Linked DNA regions of Homo sapiens: region 1 is linked to region 2. Evidence: chromatin contacts called from ENCODE Hi-C or POLR2A ChIA-PET data. All regions are on one chromosome and are shown on one strand. The core of a region is the stretch at or near the end of the contact, and the rest is flanking DNA. Distances in the headings are between cores, read along the strand shown. Region 1 holds the start of LINC02518 (long intergenic non-protein coding RNA 2518). Region 2 overlaps LOC107986637 (a long non-coding RNA gene).

Region 1 (3,887 bases), core at 941-3,440, 81 kb after region 2:
CACCGTCTGCAATCCCTTGCTCCACAAAAATACCTACTGTTCCTAGGCAGCACCACATACATACTCAACAGTAGCTTGAGGAGGCTGTGTTAAAATAAAATAGACAGCCTGATTATGTTTCTTATGAACCTAAAGAATTCCAACTAGATTTCTTGTACTCTTTTTTTTTTTTTTTTCTAAACCTATTAGTTAGAACTATCCCAGTTTCACATGATGGAAATGCAACCTTAACTGTTTAAACAAACAATATGGAGACAGGTGTAAAGAATGTATTAATTCACTGAAAAGTCCAAAAATAGGATAGGTTCAGACACGACAGTGTCCAAGAACTGAAAAATAAGTCACCAAAACTCAGTTTCTTTCTCATTGTGATTTCCTCCAAAGTAGGTAATACTTTCAAACAGGTTCTCCCCACATGATATAAAGGTTAGCTGATAATAACCACAGCAGAAAGTAAGGTTCTTTCTCCCAGTGGCTTCCCAAAAAAATCCCATAATTGGCAGCCAGGTTTCTATGCTTTAGGTCAAAACAAATCACAGTGATGGAGGGGATATATTGTTTGGACCAACATAGTTTACTTGCGGGATACCAACCATTCTGCTTTATCAGGACTGTCCTGGTTTTAACATTGCAAGTCTTTTGTCCCAGAAAACTTCTCCACTTCAGGCAAACTAGGATGTTAGTCACCCCAGTTTACATTTGTGCTACTAGGCTACACATGTTTTTTCCATACTACGGCACTCAGTGGGCATAATAACAGGGATGAAATGCTAAGTGGGGGGAAAATGTCCTCTACATTGACCTGCGAACTATTGAAATGTGCTGACACGGTGGCCACATGTGCTCATTGAGCACTGAAATACAATGGTCTGCAATTAAGTTTGAGGGCTGAATTAAAATGTGCATTAAATATAAAATACCAACTAGATTTTAAAAAGTTACTAGAAAAAATAATGTAAGAGATATTAATAAATTTATATTTGCATGTTAAAATGATAATGTTTTGAATATAGCTAAATAAAACATTATTAAAAATTAATTTCACCAGTTTCTTCTTCCTTTTTTAATATGGCTATTAGTAAATCTTAAATTACACATGGCTCACATTATATTCCTGTTGGATGGCACTGTGATAAGATTTTTTAAACAAAGTTAATAAAGTATTTATGTCATGTATAGGCGGAGGACATTAAAAAGATATTTTGAGTATGCAGACACCTTAAACAATAAATGATAAACGAATTACGTAGAAAACATCCCAGGCCCACAAAAAATGAAGCACAATAATGTCAAACTCAATACCAAATTCATGTGCTCAATCATTTCTGTCCTCATTGGTGCCAGGACCAGCATAAGTTCTGGGGCTTCAGGCCCAACTGCCAAAAGAGGTTTGTCCTTCAGAAACCCACAGACCAGAAAGGAAAAGAGACAGGTTTAAAAAAAAGTTATACAAAATTATGTTGTGAGTAATACAATAAGTTCCAGCATACACAATCTGTTTTGATTTAATTATAGTAATTACATCATCTACATAATTTTTGGTTTATTCAATCCATACTCTACATGTTCTCTTTCTATTGCATGTCAACTTCCTTGAGAGCAGAAGTATTGCATTAATAAGTTTTATGCAACCAATTGCTTTTCTTTCAGTGCTTCCTTTTTATTTAATGATCAAATGTTTCTTCATCTCATATTTACTCTCCCCAGAGTCAGGTTAGCCCAGTGAAATCTAATGGGCTTAGGGTCAAATATTGCCAAAGTCCCTTACCAACTTGCTTACCTACTGGGAGTGTGTAACCCCTCTGCGCCTCATTTTCCACCAACAACATTGAGAAACAGGATACTCAGTGTCTCTTTGACACATACACACTCATATTCACACACACAAATTCAGATCATTGCTTGCAATTTAGCTTATTATTGTTAGTCATCTGAACATATCAAATACTTCCAAACACTCCAACTCACTGGAGTTTTGCTCCCTCAATATATCTATTTTTAAGCACTGGAAGGGGGTTCTACATGCCAGCAATTTGGTTCCCTCTAAACATCCTTGAAAATGTTTATTTGAAAAGATTACCTTGTTTTCCTTCAGGATTAAGACATGGTCACTGCAGACAGAGATGATTTGGAAAGATGGCAAGCAGTTTTTGATAGCTCCTCAGAGACTCCCCTTGTTAAATGAATATACCTGCAGAAAAAACAAAATGCATTCCAGCCCACACACGTTAGAGACATTTTTCAAACACCTAGATGAGAGAAGATAGCTATTACAAATAACATATTTGTTGGAGAGAGTGAAGAAATCACAAACTGGCTTGGATAAATACTATTAAATGCATACTTTGCCTGCCGATTGCGACAGTTTCCCTCTGGCACTCACTGACAAGCTTGGCTCCAGCTGTAAATTAGGTTGCAAAACTTCCTTGTCAGAGAACTCGCCCTGTGAGGAGGACTCAACCCTGGCTCTGAATCTGCAAGGACAGAAAAATCAATGTGACAGAGAAGCAGTTGCTTGTGTCAGGCCTCACCAAGGAGAGAAAAGGCTTTAAATTAATCATGATTTAAGGATGCTGGCAAAACAGTGCAAAGGCACATTCCTGGTGTCTCTGAGAAAAGGGAAAAAGGAGCCTGGAGCACTTTGCGGATGCTCCCCACAGATCCTGCCCTTCTGTTATAAACAGAATTCAGTGTTTACTGTGGGGATGAGAAAGCACTATGGATCTCGTGTAAACAGATAAAATGCAACAAGACTGATAAAAGTTTGGTGAAGCAGTATTGGTCAGTGTGTAGCATGGGGATAAATGAAAGTTTCATCTTCTCTCCTAGAACCTATGAATGAATTAAATCACCTGGGAGGATTTCAGGTCATATAGTAAATTTTGATGTCCCACAATAAGAAAAAGCTGGCTTGAACCTCTTATCTGGAGAGGGATCAAAAATCGCCTTCTGGAGATGCCTTTTTAAAAAATGTCTCACCTATGTTGGACAATGGGGACATCTGGATGAGGGAAATCAATTTTTTTGCCTGGCTTATGCTTTGGAGCAGTGGCTTTAAAATGTCCAAAAAGACCTACTAAGATTACTGTTAAACTGCCACCATTATATGGTACCAGTGAAGCAGTGAGCCCCCAAGGTAGAGGTAAGACCTACCTCAGATGTCAGTCACTGTTGGCCAAGGAAGATCATGTTAGGAAACATCCACCTCTGCTACCAATTTAGGCAATCGAGTCTCTGCACTAGAGAAAATGACATCCCGGACAGCTGATTTCAGACAGACTTTGTTCCTGTGTCAGGTACCACACCTTTCCAGTTTGGGTACAAGAACTCAAGTCAATGAGCCAGATTCATTTATTTTCATAAGTCGTCTCTGACTACAGGACCAGGGTTGCTCTGGGCCTTCGACTGGCCTCAACTATGTCAGTTGTTTGTCATGATGACACAACCATTATTCTCCAGTTTTTTCCCCTACAAGTGGAGAGACATCCAATGAGGACCAAACAGGATTAGACCCTATTGTTAAAAGTTTCCTTTGGCTTTATTTTATAGTATCATCTCTATCATCATAAATCAATCATGAAACACAAGATGTTCCACCAAGCACTACACAAGCGAACTACATAGATGTTGTACCTACCCACTAGGGCTTGTGATAGAAACGACAGAGCACTTAAACTATGCAAATATGACAAGTCCCTATAAACAACAGAGTACAGAAGTTAAATCAGCAGGAAATAGAAAATACAAGCATATGCAGAAAACTGAGTGGTAGGGATGAACAATACTGGTAAATATTATTACTATACACTTTTAAAAAAATAGGGAAATCTGAAATCCGAGATAAGAAAAAGAAAAAATTTATACAGCTATGCTGCACTAGAAACATG
Region 2 (3,463 bases), core at 767-3,266:
CTCCAGGGAGAGTGGGACTATGAAACAGGAGGGCAGGAGAAGGTCAGAGAAAATCTTTTGCTTCTGAGGCTGCTTCTGAAGCCTTCATTTGGGTTATTGTTTTCTGAGTCCCAACACCCCTCAATCCACTGGTAGAATAGACTTTCCATTTGCTTCTGCAGCTTATAGTCAGCAGTTATAGGGCTAGTGGGCAGGGATGAGGGTGTGGTGTTTGATATGGGAGAGAAAGGGGAATATACATCACCCAGTTTCTTCTCACAACCTGCTGGACCTGCAGATGACCAGTTTAGTCACCTATGTACAGTCAGTGATAAATGTGACAAAAATACTTGTGACTCCCAAACATGTGGGGAAATAAAGGGAAAAAGATATAGTCTAAAAGACCAAGAGAACAGCCTCAAAAGTAGCAGAAGGTTCTGCATAATATAGGAAAGTCTTTGTGGGCTCTGGCTACCAGATGCTTGTTATTCAAAGATTTCATTACGGTGCAATTCATAGGCATCTAAAATACCAGGAAATATACTAATAGCATTTGCAGTCCATCCCAAACCAGGAAGATTTCAAAAGTGTTCCATGTGAGCTCAGCCTTTTGCTTTGTTCACAAAGCAACCTGATCACTTGCTTAAGAGAGAAAATAGACTGTTTTTTAACCTTGCCTTTAAATTGTGAAATTCCTGTGATAAAAATAAGAAATAGTATATGAAGCCTTGGGGTCAGATCACCCACTGGTTTTCAGGAGTTCTCAATAGAGTTACTAGGCTTTGAAGCAACAAGGTGAAGGGAGATTATGGTTTCATACTAGTATTTGAATTTCCTGAGATTTATTTGCTTGAGAAAGACCCTTATCATCGTTGAAATGTTTAAAGAATTGAAAGAGCTGTTTTCTTGTTTGCAAATCCACTTTTTGCAATAGAAACCTCTAGGATGGAATGGAACAGCCACTGAACTTAAAACTGCATTTTATATGTTTTTTTTCTTACCCGATAAAAATACCAATCCCAGGATTCAATTTGTATAATTCTTCTTTCATACTCCAGTAACATCCTTAAATATTGGAAAAATCTTTACTTTGTGGGGGAGGGGAAGAAAACGATAACAGATCCTCTACCACATGATAAACCATGATATTTTCCTCAGTTGTTAGTCACATTGTACTTTTGGCCATGCCCCAGAAACCACAACCCTCAATTACATTTGCTTTCAGACATGTGGAAGAAACACATGCTAAAGTAATTAGCAAAACTATGACATTTACATTTTTCCCCTGTCAGTCCCTGTGATTCTTCAGCATATGATTCTACGTGAACCAAAACAATCATACATCAAGCTGACCACATTTATCCTTATCTAGTGCTTTGAAAATGTCAAAAAGTAAAACAGAAGAAAACAGTTTTTTCATAGACTTAGCACACTCTACTCCCTGTTTGGCAACAAGAACCACATGTGACAATGGCAGGAAGGTAAAGCATCACGTCTTATCCCAAAGTCATTGCACTCTGCAGACAGCCAACTGAGTTTGATGACTAGTGGCTCTGAGCTGTCTCATTTGCCCTGCATTTGCTGTTCCTCCTTCTCTGTTGATAGATTCTAGTGCTCATTAAATGAAACGTGTAGTACAACCTGAAATTAATGACCTTTAAGTAGAAAATGAAAATAGAACATCAAATTTTCATAGTATCAGGAGATTTGTTGCAGCAATGGTAAGTGTATCTTCTAACTCCATCAGCCAATATGTAATAGAACATCTTAGAGAGCAGTAAGAGTGTTGTGCATTTGCTTATGCCCCTATTACCCAATTTACTTGTAGGACTTTAATAATTGTTCACCATTGACTTCATATCTTCATAATCCCACAAGCATTCATTAATCATCTACTGTGGGCCAAGCACATAGACACTGCATGTATAAAGATGAATAAGGCATGGCCCTTGCTCTCAGGAAGCTCACAAAATAGCGGGAATGACAGACATATATGTTAATGATATTGCATAGTGGGATAGAGTTATAACCAAGCTAACTAAAACACTCTATGAAGCACAGATAAAGAGACTTCATCTGTGAGTCACAACGGAAGCTGTGACCCTGACCACAGCCAAGAAATATGTCTTTAGTAATCATGCTACCTATCTTTTTGTTTGCCTTTCTAGATCTCCTCCCTACCTTTCTCCACCCTGTTCTTGCCCCATGAAGCTGACCTCTGAGGACTGGACAAACAGGCTCTTTTGCCCTCTTGGCAAGAGATAAGAGGATTAAAGGAAGAGACTAGGCTATTTGTTTCCCTTTACTTTCCTGCCTAGTTTCCATGGACTGGTGGCATCTTTCTACCAAAGGCTATAGCTCCTGTCAGAGCCCTTTCCACACAACTCCCCTCTCCAGATTCCCAGTCCCACTCTCCCCTTCCCCTTTTCAGCCTAGGAGAAATAACGATCCCTTGTTGGCTTCCTACACTCTGCCCACACCTAAATAAAAAAATAACCCTTTATTAAACTCTCTTCAGTTACCCAGTTTGAAAATTTTGTCTGCTTCTTGCCAGGACTCTGACTAATGCAGTAACCCTCTAGGAATTTAAGGGATTCAATAATTTCAGTGTTACTCATAGAGAATCCAGCTTGGGAGCACACAACTAGGGTCTCACCAGTCACTGAGCAAACCCATCACAAATGTCCTCAAAAGATACCCCTCCTAATAATTCCAGTTCTTACCCAGGAGAGCCACTTACTCTAGAACAGGCCCTACCTCATCAATCCTGCCATAGGCAAACTGAAATAACAACAGAGTTCAGGACATGCTACACAAAAATATGGCACCCTAGCATGTGAGGAAACAGCAGAAGTAGGATATAGAAAGAATTCCACTTGTACCTTTGCCCCCGAAGCAGGCCATAAAACCTCCCCTGAAAATAGGTCATAAACCTCTCATTCCAGAGGAGTCCTCTGTATTCCTGGAAAAAGGAATGTCACAGAGATATTAAGAAGCATTGGGACAAAGCGGCCTTCTTAAGTCCCCCCAGTTTATTACCATTAGATCATACTCTTTTGTTCTCTAATCATACCTCTCTGCGTGACTGTCCATAAAAATATAGTTTTCCCTGTTTCTTTGGGTCTTTATTTCTGAAGGCTACCATGTCACATAAAATTTGTATTAAATAAATATATATGCTTTTCTTTTGTTAATCTGTCTTTTGTTATAGGGGTCTCAGCCATAAACCTTGTGATGCATGAGGAAAAACTATTACCTTTTTTTTTTTTCTACACTAACACCCACCATTTTGCAGTGAGGTCAGGGGGTAGACAGAATTCTAAGAGACCTCCAAGCTTCCCAGCCCCTGACACACACACATTTTTCCCAGTAATTTAATCGAATGCTGATCTAGTTGCTGCTATGAAAGAATTTTGGAGATGTGACTAGGATCCCAAATAAGCTGTCCTTAAATTACAGCTATTATCTGGTGAGCCTGATCTAA

Evidence for each region. Hi-C counts contacts between places; a loop is a spot of excess contacts on that map. ChIA-PET counts read pairs that join two places held with the same protein, here RNA polymerase II (POLR2A). Pooled maps may share reads with other maps.
Region 1: a loop to region 2 is called in a map of Caco-2, with 8 times the contacts of the local background. The contact joins the promoter of LINC02518 here to the enhancer-like site in region 2. A Hi-C loop is called at or near these places in 2 of 168 maps with a recorded cell type or tissue (Caco-2 and PC-9) and 2 of 50 pooled maps. POLR2A ChIA-PET finds 5 or more read pairs at or near these places in 5 of 52 experiments (A549, HCT116, HEK293 and 2 more).

What each region holds. Positions count from the first base shown.
Region 1 is chr6:113,431,257-113,435,143 of GRCh38, forward strand. It overlaps LINC02518 (long intergenic non-protein coding RNA 2518), which reads right to left and starts at 2,191. Exons shown (of 2, transcript NR_149098.1): 1 at 2,081-2,191.
Region 2 is chr6:113,350,160-113,353,622 of GRCh38, forward strand. The region is part of intron 3 of LOC107986637 (a long non-coding RNA gene); the gene reads right to left. Among named protein-coding and RNA genes, the nearest start is that of LINC02518, 82 kb to the right of the region's middle. Within about 2 kb of position 2,017, at least 7 of the 41 ENCODE cell types and tissues checked have a DNase peak (open chromatin) inside an H3K27ac peak, as active enhancers do; they include HCT116 and PC-9, where a contact is called at or near this core.